2 separate regions of the Homo sapiens genome follow, and region 2 is linked to region 1. A link is a loop called in an ENCODE intact Hi-C map of the cell type or tissue named here. Cell type or tissue: heart right ventricle. All regions are shown on one strand. Links, peaks and the distances in the headings refer to the core of each region. The heading gives the core; the rest is flanking DNA.

Region 1 (8,110 bases), core at 1,805-6,804:
CCCCATTTGGAGCAAGCAGTCACTGAAGCAGAGCTAGGTAAGAGTGTTCTGGAGGATCTCACACCCACAATTTAGTGCTTTAGCCTGGAAAGGACACACCCTGCCTTTTCTCACACTCACTGGTCAGACTTTGTCACCTGGCCCTGTCCAACTGCAAGGAGCTAGAGAGCACAATATTATTGTATGCCTAGAAGGTGGAGAGCCCAAAAGAGTTTACTTGGCACTATTGGCTTTCATACCTGCTATGTGCCAGGCCCCTCTTCTAGCCTCTGGGGATTCATCAGGGAGCAAAACAGACCCTGCCTTCATGAAACTTATGTTCTAATGGGGGAGGGAGACAATAAGCCAGCAAGTAAAATGTGCAGTGTGTTAGGTGCTAGGTACGGCGGAGGAGAATATAGCAGGAGCAGGTGAAGAATGGGTTCTGTGTTGCAAACATGTTTAATGCAGGCCAGCGTAGGTGGTTAGGATGCCCTCCTCCCGGTTGAAAGTGCTCCGACACAGGTCTGCTTTCTCGGATCTTGATTGTGCTGAATACTCAGCTGCTGTCAGGCCTTTTGCACTGTGAACCACACCATACTTTTAGGCTGTTCATAAATCCCTTTCTTCTTCTTTGAACTTTTATTTCTAACTTAAGTACCATTGTTGTTTAAATTTTTGTTATGAGATATTGTGACTACATAAGACCGAACTGTAAGAAACCTTAGAAGGTTTTTAGTCAATTACTTCCCTCTTTTAGAACAGTTATTGAAGTCTTAAATTATTGATACCTTCATTGCCATTTTCCTATAGATCTTTTTTTTTGCTTAATTAGCTACCGTGATGAAGAGTGCTTTATTATCAAGCAAAAAAGGCCATCACTTAAATGCATTTGTGTGATTTATGTAACAGTCATTCCTAAGATTTCAAAAGTAATTTTTTAGAGTTGAATTTCCTGCTTTTTCCTATATTCTCATTCATTGTGAAAATGGGGAAATGGCACATAGTTCTCATTTTTAGTGAAATATCATTTATGTAACATAAAGTGTAAAATTATGTTACACTTCCTTCCTTAGAGGACACCCAGTTGTTTAGTCGCATCTTTCTTCGGTTGTGGGGGCAGCAGTCATTCTTGTTTCCTTGACCTCTGTATTTCCTGGGGCAGGAATTTTTGGGAGAAAAAGAGGAGATGAGTAACACTGGTTTGCCTTAATCACAAAGGGGTAGAAATAGGTGGTAGAGAATGACTGGGGCCCTTCTTGACCTTGCTCCAAGGAGTTTTTAGAAATAGCCAGACCTCCTCTCTTTTCACATATATAGAGGCATTTCGACTTTGTTTCAGTCTTCTCTTCACTCCCCCTCAACAGCATATCTCTCAACGCCCTGGGGTAGTTGTCATCTAATAATGTCAAGTATAAGTAGATGTTTATTCCTGTGACACGTATACCGGATGTTAAATATGTCAAACCTTTTGCTCAGTGTTGGGGGCTGCACACAAGACACCGGGATTCAGAGCAGGCAGCGACCTATTAAGGAAGAATGGGATTATGTTTTCCCATGGCAAATGCTAAAACAGAAGACTCAGCTAAGCATTTTTGTACATGTTTTTTTTTCTGCCAAGCAGGATGTTATTTTCCATCACTCTTGTTTTTTTTTTTTTTTTCATCCTGCTTTTTGTAGGTGACATTTATTGAGGAATACTTCCTCTCCAAGACATGCTGCTGTTGAAGTTTGTTGTGAATGATTTTTAGGTTTCTTAGTAGTACTATGTTTAGGGCTATACCGGGGAATTAATCCATATCCTTTGTCTTGGGAATGTTGGGAGGTAGTGAGAAGTCATCAAGAGGCATAACTGCCTGAGGGCTGCTAGGCCTGTGGGAGGAACTGAGTGTGGATGTGGGTGGGTGGCTGCTGGAGGACTCATCAGTTGTGCCCTGCATAAAGTTGAAACCCTAAATAAAGTCGAAAGGCCATCTCATCACATGAGGAAAGCATTAGAGGCTGATGTAAACTCTTAAAAGAGACAGCAGAGGCTGGTGGAAGGCAGCAGAGAACATGTTGTGAGGCAGGAAAGATTAGGAAGTTGCTGTATGTCTTGGCTCAGAACATTGGCTGATGATTGATCTTGAGGAACACAGTGAAAACGTGCTGTCTCTTAAATTTAAATTATGTTTGCTGTGGAGACTCCTCAAGCAATTCCTCCTTGTGGAATGCACAGGTCCACATGGAAAATGCTGTATTTTCTACCTTAATATTCTCATTAACCATCATCTCCCAGAAAGAAGGTCCACGGAGTGCTTGTTACATCTGTGCTTGGCTCACAGAAGGCCTGCAAATGTTTGTTCCGTTTCTCCTTTCTTCTCTCCCATCCATCAGTCTTCCATAGCTTGGCTGTTTGTTTTGGAGGTGATCTTAGGAGGCTTACATAAATGTGGAGGTGGAGGAAGTAGAGAAATTCAGTGAGAACATGATTCAAAAAAGCAGAGTGGAAAAGGAAGCAGGCCCAGTGGAGCCTCTTCCACCTGTGCAACTTGGATCAGGTACAGTCGTCGCTCAAGCTGTTGGTCTGTGGCTGGGTGACAGTGCTGGTGCTGCCTGCGGGAATATGGAATGGAAAACAGTTCCGGAATGGCTTGTGTTTGACAGCTAACTGTGGGTCTCTGATACCTTGGGCAAGTCACTTATAAGCTTCGAAAACCTCAGTTTCCTTATCTGTGAAATGGGGATGATAATACCACATCAGAGGGTTGTTTTAAAGATCAAATGAGATAATGTTCTGAAAACACTTAAGATGGTGCCTGGCCTGTTTGGGAGAAGGCTGCTAGGTTGTGACCATGGAGAAAGGAGACATTGCTCACCCACCTTGCTTGCTTTTTCTCAAACATACTGAATGCACTCTGACTTCAGGGCCTTTGATACTTGCCATTTCCTTGGCCTGGAAGCTTCCACTCCCTGTGCAGCTCACCCCCTTCCTTCCTTTGGGTCTTTGTTCAAATGCCCCCCTCTTCAGAGCAGTCTTCTCTGGTCACTAATATGATAGACTAACCCTCATTCTTTGTCGCATCTCCTGCTTTCTTCTTCTTCACAGACCTTATTACCACCTGAAGAAAGGAACTTTGTTCTGGTCACTGCTGTCTGCACAGTGGCCAAACCACACTTGGCACATAGTAGATGCTCAGTGAATTTATATAAATCAGGCACCCACAAACCTGTTCTATAAAGGGCCAGATAGTAAATATTTTAGGCTTTGTGGGCTATATGGTCTCTGTGGCAGCTGCTCAACTCTGCTATAGTAGGCAGCATGTAGACACAACATAAAGAACGAGTGTGGCTGTGGTCCAATAAAATTTTATTTGGCACACAGGCTGTGTTTGCCAATCCCTGGAATGTCAATAACAGTGAAGGTCAGGAATGTACCTTTAGTGGATATAGTGGTTTGAGCTTTGTGGGAACGGGACCTCTCAACAGTGGACTCTAAAGGTGACTGTAACCTTTAGAGAAATATGTGGAATTGGAGGAAAAAGAACCCCATAGCCCTGGTGAGGAGGTGGCCTGGCTTCTGGCAGCTGTAATGATACTCATGGTCAGGGGATCGGTGTGCTTCACCAGCCAGGCCAGTCAGATGGGTATGTCTCCTAAATCAGAGCTGTTCTTTCATTTCTTGTGAACTGATTTTTGTTAATTTTTAAACACTTACATGGCAGAGGAATTCATTGCTTAAAATCCCTGTATAAGGAGAGGAAATCGAGTTGATCTACTGTAAGTTCAGGTTGTTATATACTAGAGCCCTAGATTTATTGAAAGGATGAGCATCTGTACTCCCAGAGCGGAGTGCTGTGTTCTCAGGCAATTTCAGGCTCTCACTTAGAAGCTTCCCCTTAGCTTGTCTCTTGTTTCCAGCCTTTCGATCCACACGCCTTCATTGCAGAGCTGGTCTACCAGTGAGGTGCAGGCAGGAATGGGAAAATAGACACTTGGAGCGTGAGAGACGGAGCTGGGTCAGATGCTGACCGTACAGTTGCTCTCGCGGTTCATCTGCCCGAGTCTGTTTTCAGAGTTCATAAGATGCCAGTGTGTTCACACTTCCCGAGGCGGCCACTGGTTGGCACTCAAGCTCATTAAGTTGTTCCCTGGGGTTCTTGTGTATTGGTGTGTTTTGTTTTTGCCCTTTAGGGGGAAAGGAAACAGAATTGCTACTCTTATTGGCTAAGATTAGTTGTAATTTTATTAATAATTTTAGAATAAAATTGTTTATAGACATGGTTAAAAAAACAAAAAGGAATGTGATGCAACTCTCAAAGCTCCTGAGCGCTCCTCCAGCTGCTGCCTTGGCCTTATTTAGGCAACCCCACCCAGTCCTTGGGGGCTGCCTGGAAGACTCAAGGGACTCTTGACAAATTATTTTCTGTTTTTACTACACTGTGGCTTCTGGTGAATACTTCTTTTAGTGGAGTTGCGAACCTGTACCCAAAGGCGAAATCTTTTCCTTTCCTGATTGCATGTGAAGGTGGGAACATCTTGAGTAACTTTGTGCTCTTGTAACCTACAGGAGAGTTTTCTTCTGGCAAGCGGAGGTGTCAGGCCTGTTTGGAGCCAGATCTTGTCGTCAAGAACAAATACATGAAGGAAGTTTGAGGAATGGTTGGTCAGCTAATCAGAATTCAGAGTACAGTGTCATCAAGTTGCTCACATGCTCATAACCCCGGGTGAATAGTAGAATAGGAAGAAAAGTTCAAGTAGATTTGTTTTCTGGGGAAATCTATCAAGCTATTAATTGTGAATAGTAGCTTGCACTCTGAATGCACTCTCACTTCAGGGCCTTGATGCTTGCCGGTTTCCTGGCCTGGAAGCTTCCACTCCCTGCGCGGCTCACCAGCTTCCTTCCTTTTGGTCTTTGTTCGAATGCCACATCTTCAGAGCAGCCTTCTCTAATCACTCATATGATAGAGCAGCCCTTGTTCTCTGTCCCATCTCCTGCTTTCTTCTTCTTCACAGCCTTTTCTTCTTTCTTTTGTTTTTCTCATTGCATTTCCCATGTCCCCTCTTCCTCCTCATGTATGTGTTTCTGTCATTTTCTCCTTCCCCTTTTTCTCTAGTTCATGTTCCCTTGAGAGGTTGGCAGGTTAGACCTGGCTCGTCTCTTGGGGACTGGGAATCCAGGTGGGGAAGTTTGCCTTGGGATTCAGCCCTGGGATGGCGTGACCTGGGAAGAGAGAAGCTGGGGTGTCAGTGCTATTACCCAAAGTTTTAAAGCAAGCCCTAAGTTCCTGCGTGCCTCCCACAGAGGTGGGGCGGGCATTTGGAAGTGCTTTGGGCAGGTTGGTGGCACAGGCCTGGCACTGGGTCAGAGTCCAGTCCTCCACAGGCTGCGTTTCAGTGGCAGGAGTTATCAGTGCAGGACGCTGGGCACAGGGTGGCCCCCAGACCTGGAGTTCTGGGGACACAGGGCAGGGAGACTAGTAATGGAGAGGCAGAGACTCAGCCCAGGGAAACAGGAGGATAGCAGGGCAGAAACCCAGTCAGATAGAATTCAGGGGTAAGACGGATCTATGCTGTGCCAGGGGGCTGCTGGTTTAAGGTCTTGGAATTTTAAAATTTTTTTCTCGTGGATTATACTTATAATTATTTATTAATAGATATTTATTACAATTGCATATTATGTATTGTTTTGGCTAAGAGAGAGATGATTGGTCTTTGGTTCTACAGTGGGACACAGCTTCGAGTGGAAGGGGGAGAGGGCACAGCTCTGGGGAACTCAGGAGCTAAGCAGGGCATTGCATTTTCTGAACATCTCTTATTTGGCCACTTTCTTCTCTTTTCCTCTTCCTCTCTCTCTTCTTTATCCCTCAGTCATTTCCTTCTCTTTCTTTACCATTCCCTTCATGTTTTCTGGTTATTTTTTTCCCTTTAAGAAGAAATAAAGCTGATAAGATAGCTCAAATGGCCCAGTGCCCCTCCATCCCCCAGAGACATCTCACCCTCTTACCATTTGCCAGTTGCTCAGCGGTTATCTTTCTGTGTCTTTCTGAATGATTTCCATTTTAACCACGTGGGGCCCCTGGGCTGCTGATAATTCGTGACTCATGTTTCTTAAGAATGCTTTTCTTAAGAACATTTATTTTGCCTCTTGGGTCAGAGCTATCCACTGTAGAGTTCCTCAAACAGCTCGTTTTCCCTCTTAATATGAAGTCATGAAATGAATATTAATTTTTAGCATTTGTCCAGTTAAAGAGCTTAAACGTTATTTTATAAGAAGTATGTATTAGTTCTTGCACTGCTATAAAGCAATACCTGAGTGAGTAATTTATAAGGAAAAGAGGTTTAATTGGCTCATAGTTGTGCAGGCTGTACAGGAAACATGGCAGCTTCTGCTTCTGGTGAGGCCTCAGGAAACTTATGACCATGATGAAAGGTGAAGGGAAAGCAATGCATGTCTTACATGGCAGGAACAGGAGCAAAGGGATGCTACATACTTTTAAAACAACCAGATCTCAGGATAACTCACTCACTGTCACCAGAACAGCACCTAGTGAATGGCACTAACCCATTCATGAAGGATCTACCCCCATGACCAATCACCTCCCACCAGGCTCCTCCTCCAACATTGGGGATTACACTTCAACATGAGATTTGAGTGGGGATACAGACTCAAACAATATCAAAGAGTTTATTTTAAAGCTTTTTCCAGAAACTTGTATAAAGTTTATTTTTGGCTTCGATGCATGTTATTGAACAGGTCAACAATTGATTGTTTTCCTTTATAGTTCTGAAAAAATGTACTAGGCTAAGAAAGCATAGGGAAGGGGGAAGAGAATAAGCAGTTGAGAGCCTTTTTGGTGTCAGGTATGATCCCAGGAGCTGTGTATTGATCATTAATTGACCAAGATCCTGTGAGTAGGATATAATTATCCTTATTTTATAGATGAAATTAAAACTTGTTCACCTTAAATTTATACGGCTGATAAGTGGCTGGATGAAGTCCCAGCTGTGGGCTTGCCTCAAACCACTGCCTTCCTCCTCACCACTGTTTTCTGATCCTTTTGGGTGGTGTAATGTGATGAGCTGCACGATGCCTTCAGCATCTGGTCCATAGGAAGCAGTTGCTGCCTAAAGAAGGGTAGATGTTTAGGATCTTAAAGGCCCACATTATGATGTATGGTGCCCATGGAGTGGGAGAGACTGCTCTTTCTCTCTTACCTCTTAGAACGTGGTGGATGGATTTGAAAAGCCCCCAATCAGAAGGAAAATAATTATAGCATGTGTTTAGATACCGCTAATTATCAATTAATCGATCATCGATTAATGATCAATATACAGCTCCGTACTGCTCTGTGCTCCATCCTGGACTGGCTTCTGGGTACCTGAGAGGACTGTAACCTATGTGAGTAAATGCAATTGAAGGCATTAAGCAATACCAGCATTGCCCAGCTAACAAGGTAAGGAAAATAATTTATTAGGTGTTGGACCACAGCTCTGCTCAAAGCTGTAGAATTGCTTGTACCTGACTCTGTCCCGACTTTTGCCATGTTGTCTTAATGGTTGTGGTTTTGTGTCTGTGGACTTGGATGGAAGTGTCCCAAGGAAGATGACTGTATCTTTTCTGTTTTCTAGCTTTAACCTTTAGCGCAATGTCTAGTCCATAGTAGACATTTGGGTAAACAAATTTTTTTAAAGCAATTCTGGGTTGATAGAGTATGTGGGAGTAGAAAACCAGAGGAAATCATACACTTGATTGTAACAGTGATGAATACTGCGGGACTGCAGGAAGCACAGCACATAGGCAGTAGGTTGTGGGTGTAGAAATTTGGGTTCTGGTCTGCGTTCGTGCACCAGTCATCTTTCTAAATCTGGGCAGTTCATTTGACTTGTCTGGGCCTCCATCTTCCAGTAAAACCAGGAAATTAGACTACAGATGATTTTTAGGTCCTTTCCACTGCTTAATGTTTTGTGATTCTGTAATTCTATCTTAAAAATTGCCGCCATAGAAACCCTAGAAACTACTTGGGTAGCCAGCCAATTAGGATTGAACTGGATCATTTGGATTGGTTGACACCAGGTTCTAAGAATCCTGTCTTTGTGGAGTCTTCTCAGACTGGGGATGTAAGAGGAGGTTAAGGTTGACTTTCCAAAG
Region 2 (8,110 bases), core at 1,114-6,113, 140 kb before region 1:
AGAAGCTACATAATTCTAAAAGAGTAGTGCATAAATCTTGGCATATTTATTATTTAGTCTACTTTTGGACTCTACCAAATTCAGTAAGAGCCACAAGATCAGAAAATCAGTCAACCAAAATGTATTGAGTCTGACTCTGAGACATCGTCCTGGGCACAGAGATGGTTTTGACCCCAGGGAGCTTCAACTCTAGTTGGGGAGATAGTCACTAAATATGTGATTATGAATTAATTGGTTTCAAAAAGTGGCAAATGGGGAACAGGCTGTGAGGTAGCATGTGGCTGCACTTGTAAGTCACTGAGTCTGGTGTTAAGGACTGAGTCACTGAGGAAGTGATCTGTGAGCTGAGACCCCCAGGATGAGCAGGAGTTAGGTGGGGGAGGGCAAGGGAAGGACAGGTGTGATCCAGGTAGCAGGAGGCCTTGAAGCAGGAGAGAGCATGGGTCCATGGCTCTGAGAGGATTCTGAGTTGTTAGGTGTGGAGGAGAGAAGAGCATGACATCTCATGACATTTGATAGAGAAGCAGCAGCCGGGTCATACAGAGCTGTCTGGACTTTATTCTAGAGGCAATGGGAGCCATTGAAGGATTTGAAGCAAAGAAGTGACATGATCAGATTTGTATTTTGGGAGGGTCAGGAAGTATGAAGCCCACCTGCTGGGAACTGTTGATATAGCCTAATCGTTCCAGAGTTGGAATTGATAACCTGAGAAGATGTCCCTTTAGCAAATTGTGTGGGGGTGAGATGCGATTGTCCCTAGTAGCTTAGGTACTCCAGGTATATGCATATACCTATGAAATACATACATATGAATACATATGAAATACGTGTGAAATACAATATGAAAATACATACATATGAAATACTTTTGATCTGTTGAAGAGAACATCTTAGTGTTAATGCTACTTTTCACTGCCATACCATTGTAACTCTAGTATTGAAGGAAAAACTTTATTACCATGACGGGAGAGTGAGGAGAGGGTCTTGTGAATGCCCATTTCCAGAGTAAATTTCAGGGACAGATTTACCTGGGGTGAGCATGAAGGGAGATGGTCTGAGGTTGTGCCTCTCTGTTGACAGGAAGTGTGGTGTTTGGGTACTAACACGCATTACCAGTCTTTCTTGGATTTTCCTAAAGAGGAAAGGGTCACTACCAAAGAACGAAGGCTTTTACCCTTTCCACTCTGGTCTGAAGTACTCCAGGGAATGTCAAATACTTAACATTTTGCCAGTGTTTTAGAGCCTGTGACAAAGGCTATCCACTCAGACCTAGTGGATACAGTGCAGGAGTCCAGGCGGATTTTTTTTTTTTTCTAGTTTGGCTTTGTAAGGAAGGTCATGGAAGTGGGGTATAAAGATGATAAACTGGAAAAAGAATCCTCATAGGACGTGTCCCACAGTGAGAAGGGTCCATGACCTGGTGGCTTGGCCTTAGAAAAAGCTGAGTGGGGGCTAGGGGGTGTGCATCTTAGAAGAGATGATTGTGTGTTTTAGATGAAAACCACCCTGCGTGTTTTCTGGTTATGTTCTTACATTCTATAGTGTTGCCAGAAAGGGCTTGCATTCTTCTCCTTCATTCCTTTAGAGCTAGCAGCCAGTGTTTCCCTGCTTTGAGGTCAGAGTCTGTAGTGACTAAGGGGACAGACTTTGGCTAGGTTCTTATTGCTGAGGCTGTTTCCTCATCTGTAAAATGGGCCTGTAGTTTTTATTCCTGAGGGTCATTATAAGGATTAATGAGATGTTTTATGGAGAGTACCCAGCATGGTGTGTGGTGCTTAGTAAGCACTCCATAATGGTATTTGCTACTATTACCGAGTGTGGAAAAGCTGGTTTATGCAGGGTATTGGTACCATCAGCACCATAGGCAGGTACATAATAAGCAAGAAACCTACAAGTCCCTTGCCTGATGGATTATGCTTCTAGCATATTTTGTTGGTAGTCCTGGCAGGCTTTCATTCATGAGTAGGTAGATATGTAACAGTTATCCCTTTTAATTTCATGGGCAGAGCATTCATTATGAGGTACTAACAGCAAAGCTTTATTGTATATGATTCATTAACCCTTCTGTTAAGACACCGTTTCTCTTTTGCTCATGGAACCTGTTCTTAGTGATCAGTTATTAAATAATATCCTGCAAGATTTTATGAACATGTAAATTACTAGCTGCACCCAGAGATTTAGTCAGAAGGCAGTGTGTCAGCCATGTCCTGGGGCTAGTGACATGACCATGTACTTCATTTCAGCTTCCTAGAATAATGATTTGGGGGATGAGAAAGGAGTAGGAAGGAAATCAGGTGATTATCTGGAAGTCAACCTTGGTTCATATAAGCATGAAAGATGGTGCAAGGCAGATGGTATGCAGCCATCCCAACTTCTCAGAGGGGAAATCTGTTAGGAATGCAATAGAACTTTCAAAAATACAAGAACTCCTGTATGCAGATTACCTAACACAAATTCTGTTTTGTCTCCTTGGAACAGTATAAACATTTTGGTTTTTAAGACAAAAATGCAAATAACCTAGTAGCCCTTTTGATATAACTCAAGCTGGTGCAGTGATTGCAGTTCACTTCTCTTCCAAACAACTGGTGTTCTGCTCTGTGCACTTGTTCAGGCTAACATTTACACAACTTTGCATCATTTAGTTCAGAGCATCTTGTTCTCTTTTATGTGTCCAGTATTTTGTCTGGCTTCTTATTTGATGATGTTATTTTAGGTTAAAGCATACCAAAATACAAAATTAAGCAGAAGTTGGTTTCGCCAACAGCTGCTGCGCATTTGTGTTTTTCCCTTTCTTCACCCTTCTCTCATCGCCCTTTCACCTGGTTCAGAATTCCTAGGAGGGATTGGATAATAGTCATCTGTGCTTCCAGGGTTAGGAGAGAAAGCCATGCCCTAAATGTGAAATGCTGGTTCAGGACTGTGGTCCTTGGTACAGACACATACTCTGAAGTCACATTTAAGTTTATGGAACTTGTGTGAAATTCCTGGTGGCGATTCCAGCCTCCCTTAATGAAAAGCAGTCACTGCTTATTTAATGATTTGAATTCATAACTAGACACATGTCTGTGAGACAGCTTATAAATTTGTATCCTAGGCCTGTACTCTTGCCAGCCCATCAATTCCCCTCTCAGACACAGTCGATATAATTTTGATTATGATACTTACCTCCACTGAACCTTTCAGTCCAAATGCTTTGTAATGATACTGGGGAAGGGGGAATGATGGTAGGTGGGAGGGAAGATGGAATACTGATAAATTGAACTTCTTAACTAATTTTATAGGCTATCATGTGGAAAATGAAAATTTAATTTTAATGTTCTTGGTTTGTGCTTTTGCGGTGTTTTCAGTGGGCAGCAGGATCACAGGTGCACCCAATTTAGTGTGGGTAGATGACTGTCTGTTAAACTCACATCAGATGTGGGTCTTTTGGCCTCTGCCTTAGAACTTGGCTAGCTCCTTTTTTTGATAAGCTGAGAATTTAGGTGTGTTCCTTTCTGGCTGGTGATTTTGTGCCTCTTTGTGTTTGTCTAACAAAAATAATCTCAGACTTCCTTCTTAACATTTTTCTTTTCAGGCATTTCTCCATACAGAGATAGATGTACTTGCTGCAATGCAGGAAGGGCCTCAGGGCCTCATCAGTGGTAGGGAAACTAAGTCAAATTGGGTTAAAATTGGAGGTTAAACTATTAGGTCGGTGTACACAGTCACTGAGACTGACATTCACAAAATCCTCACATTTGAAATTACTTCTTAGGGCAGTCATAGCCAGCGAAATTGCATTATGGTATTGAAATGGAATGAAGTTGTGATGAAATCTATTTTGTGTATAAAAGTTCAACAACTAATTTCACAAATTAGTTTATGAAATAAATTAGTTCCCTATAAGCATATCTACCTCCTACATAAGACAAACTCACAAAATTTGCTTTTTACTCACATACTTTTAGCTGGAGTGGCTTGATTGAAATAACCTGAGCCCTCACCTAGGCTTCATTTGAAGAGTGGCTCTGAGGATACTTAGATGCAGCCAAGAAGAGGAGGGGAGGATTGCTCTGGAGGAAAACTCAGGCCCAGAGAAAGAAATACAGAAAGGTTTTACTTCAAGAGGAGAGTTTCAGACATCCTAAATGAGCAGAATATATACCTGCAAAACCCAAGAAAATGTTGACTTTCCCGTCCTCATGGCTCTTAGCAGACTGGTAAGTAGAAGCGCCCTGTTAAGTCTATGCAACCTGAGTTTGAAAATTGAGGGTGCCTGAGCAGGAGAGCGAATGAGAGGAAAATTACTTGTCAAGTAAGACTGTCCCTTTGCCTTATATTTTGGTACTTTACTGTTCAAAATACTACATTGGTAAATTTTAATTCACATACTTTTTTCTTTCCTTGGAATTACTTGGTTATTTGTTCTACAGTCAGTGACCAAGTCTCCCTAATTGGCTACCCTGGTTTATTGTTGCTTGGGGAGTGGGACAGTCCCCAAAGAGCCTGTAAGACCCCTGAGGGTCAGCTTTAATCCACGGTGATTGTTGGGTTCTCGCCACGATGCATGCAGATTCCCTTTTCAGAGGACAAGGGATTAAAGGGAAATTACAACTTGGAACTCTTGATTTTTCTCCTTAGAAACCTCAATATCGTTTTTGTTTTCAAGATTTCCACTTTTGACATTAAAACATTTCTACCCAGAGAAAGCTTAGCCTAAGTGTGTGAGCAGCAGCCTGAGGGCAACCGTTTTAGAATTATCAGGTAAGACTGGTTGGGAACAGTTATGCTAGTAGAGTAACAACAATGACAATTTTGTAACCTGCTAAAATCATATCATTTTATATTCTTTTAAAGTTATTTCTGAATCACCAGTTTCTGTGTATCAGGTTACCTGTCATTCCTTGTTCTTATTCTTGCTTCTTTTTTTCTTCTTCTCTATCTATAGTTTTATCATCAGACCTTTAAAAAGAACACAACAAATGCTTTAGCTAGAAGATGGCAGAAAAGCCTCTTGTTAAACAGAATGTTTGGGGGCAAAGCCTTTTTTGGTTACTGAATTTTATGATTCATAAAAGATTAATTTGAAAGTTCTTCTTGTTCTCACCTTGTTGCTTGCTTCTTTTTCTAGAATGTCATGGTATGTTTTCTTGCCTTATTCTGTGCTGAACAAGCTATTTTTTTTTAAATAATTGGACATCTTGTAATGCTTTAGGGCTCTCTGGCCATCAGTCATCTTTGAAAACTATTGAAGATGTGAAGGTAGAAAGTGAGTATAAAATTGTGCTGTTAACAAAAGTAGTTATCTTGATTTCTCTTTTCTCACTTTAAAAGCTGAAGTTAGCAAAATAAGTTCTGTTTTTGGAGGTTTGTGCTGCATTATCTTTGTTCCTGCATTGTGCCAGGTTTTGCATATATGTTGTTAATATTTGTAGTACTTACAGTTTGCACAGCCTTTTCTCATATTGCCTATTTTCTATAAATTTCTCTTCGTGAATCTCTCCCACTGGTTTGTGAACCCCTCAGGTGGAAACCATGTCATATCAACTCAAATCTTGCAACAGGGAGGGTGCATGGCATATAGTGGGTAAAAATAATACATTACACAAAATCGCACTTGAGACATAATGTGTGGCGAAGCAACATTCTGAAAGTGAATTTGCTCATTTAAATTAAATATTAAATGAGTATATGAATTTACTCATTTAAATATTAAATGAGTATATGAATTTACTCATTTAAATATTAAATGAGTATATGAATATACTCATTTAAATTAAATATTAAATGAGTGTATGAATTTACTCATTTTCACACAAGCCTTTTTGAAATTCAATTGATCATTAAATTGGTCTACACTACCATGTTACAGCTAAGTGACCCATTCAACCTCATACAAGTGAGGAGGAGAATAGTAGGGAGATACTGGGACAAGGGCAGGTTTGAGGAGATCATCAAGCCTCTTGGTCATCTCTGCATCCCAGAGCCTGGCACAGAACCTTGCATGATGTGGCACACAATGATCAATTGCTGAATAAATGAGAATGCCATTTAGGGGATAGGTTGCTCTGCACTTAGCATAAAAGTTTAGATTAAGCGTCTGTAGAACTTTTGTTAAGGTTAGTGCTAAGACATAAAGCTGCTATAATCCTGGGTTTTAGGACACCAGTTAATGGGATAAGTGAGTTTCTACAAATGAAAGAGTTTGCCTGTAACCCAATTCTTATTTTCCTGTTGGCTTTGGGGAGTTGTATTCTGCCAGGATAATTCTTGGTTATTCATTAAAATTATACTTGTAGCAGTTAAGGCATTTTTGGCCACATGTTAAAAGGAATTATTTTGGTTTCTGATGAAGTATTGACAGCTAGCTTTAACATGTTAACAGTAATATTGGGCTGTACTCAGTTCTCAGGGTAATGCTGCTGTGAGTGGAAATGGATTGCAGGAATTTGGTCAGTAGTGAAAGTATTGGCCTGGAAATTGGGGAATCTGAACTCCTGCCTTGGCTTCTTGCTAGGCAAGTTATTAGCATCTCTGATCCTCATCTGTGATGAAATAAGAGGTCCTTCTTAGCTACAGTTTTTTTATTTGCCTCTTATTACAAAATATTACCTTTAAAACTTAGTTTTCATCACTCTATACTTTTTTAGGAACTGTTGATTGACATTTTCTTTTTGACGGACTTGATAATTGGTGTTTTCTGATTTGTCAATAGGCACCTATTCTTCCTGTCCCACCTAGCTTTATTAAAGTATAATTGACAAAAATGTATATATTTATGGTGTACAACACGATGTTCTGATATGTATATATTTTGAAATGAAATGATTAAATCAAGCAAATTATATCCATCACCTCACATGCTTACTTTTTTTTTTTGTTTTTTTTTTTTGAGACAGAGTCTCTGTTGCCCACGCTGGAGTGCAGTGGCACTGTCTTGGCTCACTGCAACCTCTGCCTCCCTGGTTCAAGTGATTCTCATGCCTCAGCCTCCCGAGTAGCTGGGATTACAGGCGTGCCACCATGCCTGGCTAATTTTTGTATTTTTAGTAGAGACAGGATTTCACCATGTTGGCCAGGCTGGTCTCAAGCTCCTGACCTCAGGTGATCCACCTGCCTTGGTCTCCCAAAATGCTGGGATTACAGACATGAACCACTGTGCCTGGCCTTTTTTTTTTTTTTTTTTTTTTTTTTTTTTTGATGGCGAGAACATTAAGGTCTATATATACATTCTTGACGGGAATTCTCAAAAGGATCCTTACTCATGAATTCTACCTTTCAGATAATGCTTACATAGGAAAATATGGACGACTTATATGTTCTGCTTTAATTCTTTTACACTTATTTGGTATGTCTCTGTCAGTATCCCTAGCAAGTGTTGAGGGTACTGTCTCTCACCTCCCAATCCCTGCGGAGGAGTTTGACTCCAGAGGACATGGTCAGTTCTGTGTTTGTCTTGATGCTGGAGCACTCTGTTGTGTCATCTCACCCATTCAAATGCTCAGGCTTCTGTGTGGCTTTTGAAATACTTACATTCTTTGAATAGTCATTCTGAGCATGGCACGTCAGTTTTAGAATAAGTCTTGTAATAGATGGCTGGTAGAAGCAGCAGGGGAAAGCGGGGGGCGGGGGGGAGAACGCGAGTCTTCTTCTCAGTACAGGGTAACTTTAGAACCTGTGAATTAGGATCTTAACTGTCTGACCTAGGACTGTCCTTTAGAAAATGCTGTGGTGTGGCTATCTGTTGAGTTGTTTTTGAAGTAATCTTAACACTAGAAGATATTGTTCTAGATGGAATCACAAAGGATGGTTTTTGGTGCCAACCCTTGGAGACTGAGTGTGGAATTGGATCTTTCTCCCTTAGATTTTTTTTTTTTTTTTTTTCCCTGTAAATCCTTGGATCAGTGGCAGAGTCTGCAGGCTCCAAACAGAAAGACTTGGGTTTGGATTTTTCCTGCTGCCTGGGATGATTTTCCTTTGGCCACGTGTCACAAGTCTATCACTCCTGTGTCCTAGACCAACTACTTCTGATTTTAAAAAGTTAGTCTTTTATTTAAAAAGGTTTGTAGGATCTCCGTTTCCCTGGGCAGCCAGGGCTTTCCTGTATGTTCTGGACATAGCTGCCCAGCCC

What was found. Peaks named below come from ENCODE experiments on the same cell type or tissue, not always from the same donor. Only the 100,000 strongest peaks of a DNase experiment are listed, where the experiment ranks them.
Region 2: it touches region 1 in a loop (2.3-fold over the local background); 26 of 110 quality-filtered maps call a loop at or near these places.

The regions. Positions count from the first base shown.
Region 1 is chr5:66,738,221-66,746,330 of GRCh38, forward strand. The region is part of intron 1 of MAST4 (microtubule associated serine/threonine kinase family member 4); the gene reads left to right. Among named protein-coding and RNA genes, the nearest start is that of MAST4, 150 kb to the left of the region's middle. In heart right ventricle, for the core only: a CTCF peak has its summit at 4,087; DNase peaks (open chromatin) are centred at 4,038 and 4,348; H3K27ac peaks cover 2,051 bases.
Region 2 is chr5:66,601,209-66,609,318 of GRCh38, forward strand. All of the region lies in intron 1 of MAST4 (microtubule associated serine/threonine kinase family member 4), which reads left to right. Among named protein-coding and RNA genes, the nearest start is that of MAST4, 8.9 kb to the left of the region's middle. In heart right ventricle, for the core only: no CTCF peak of the experiment used is centred there; no DNase peak of the experiment used is centred there.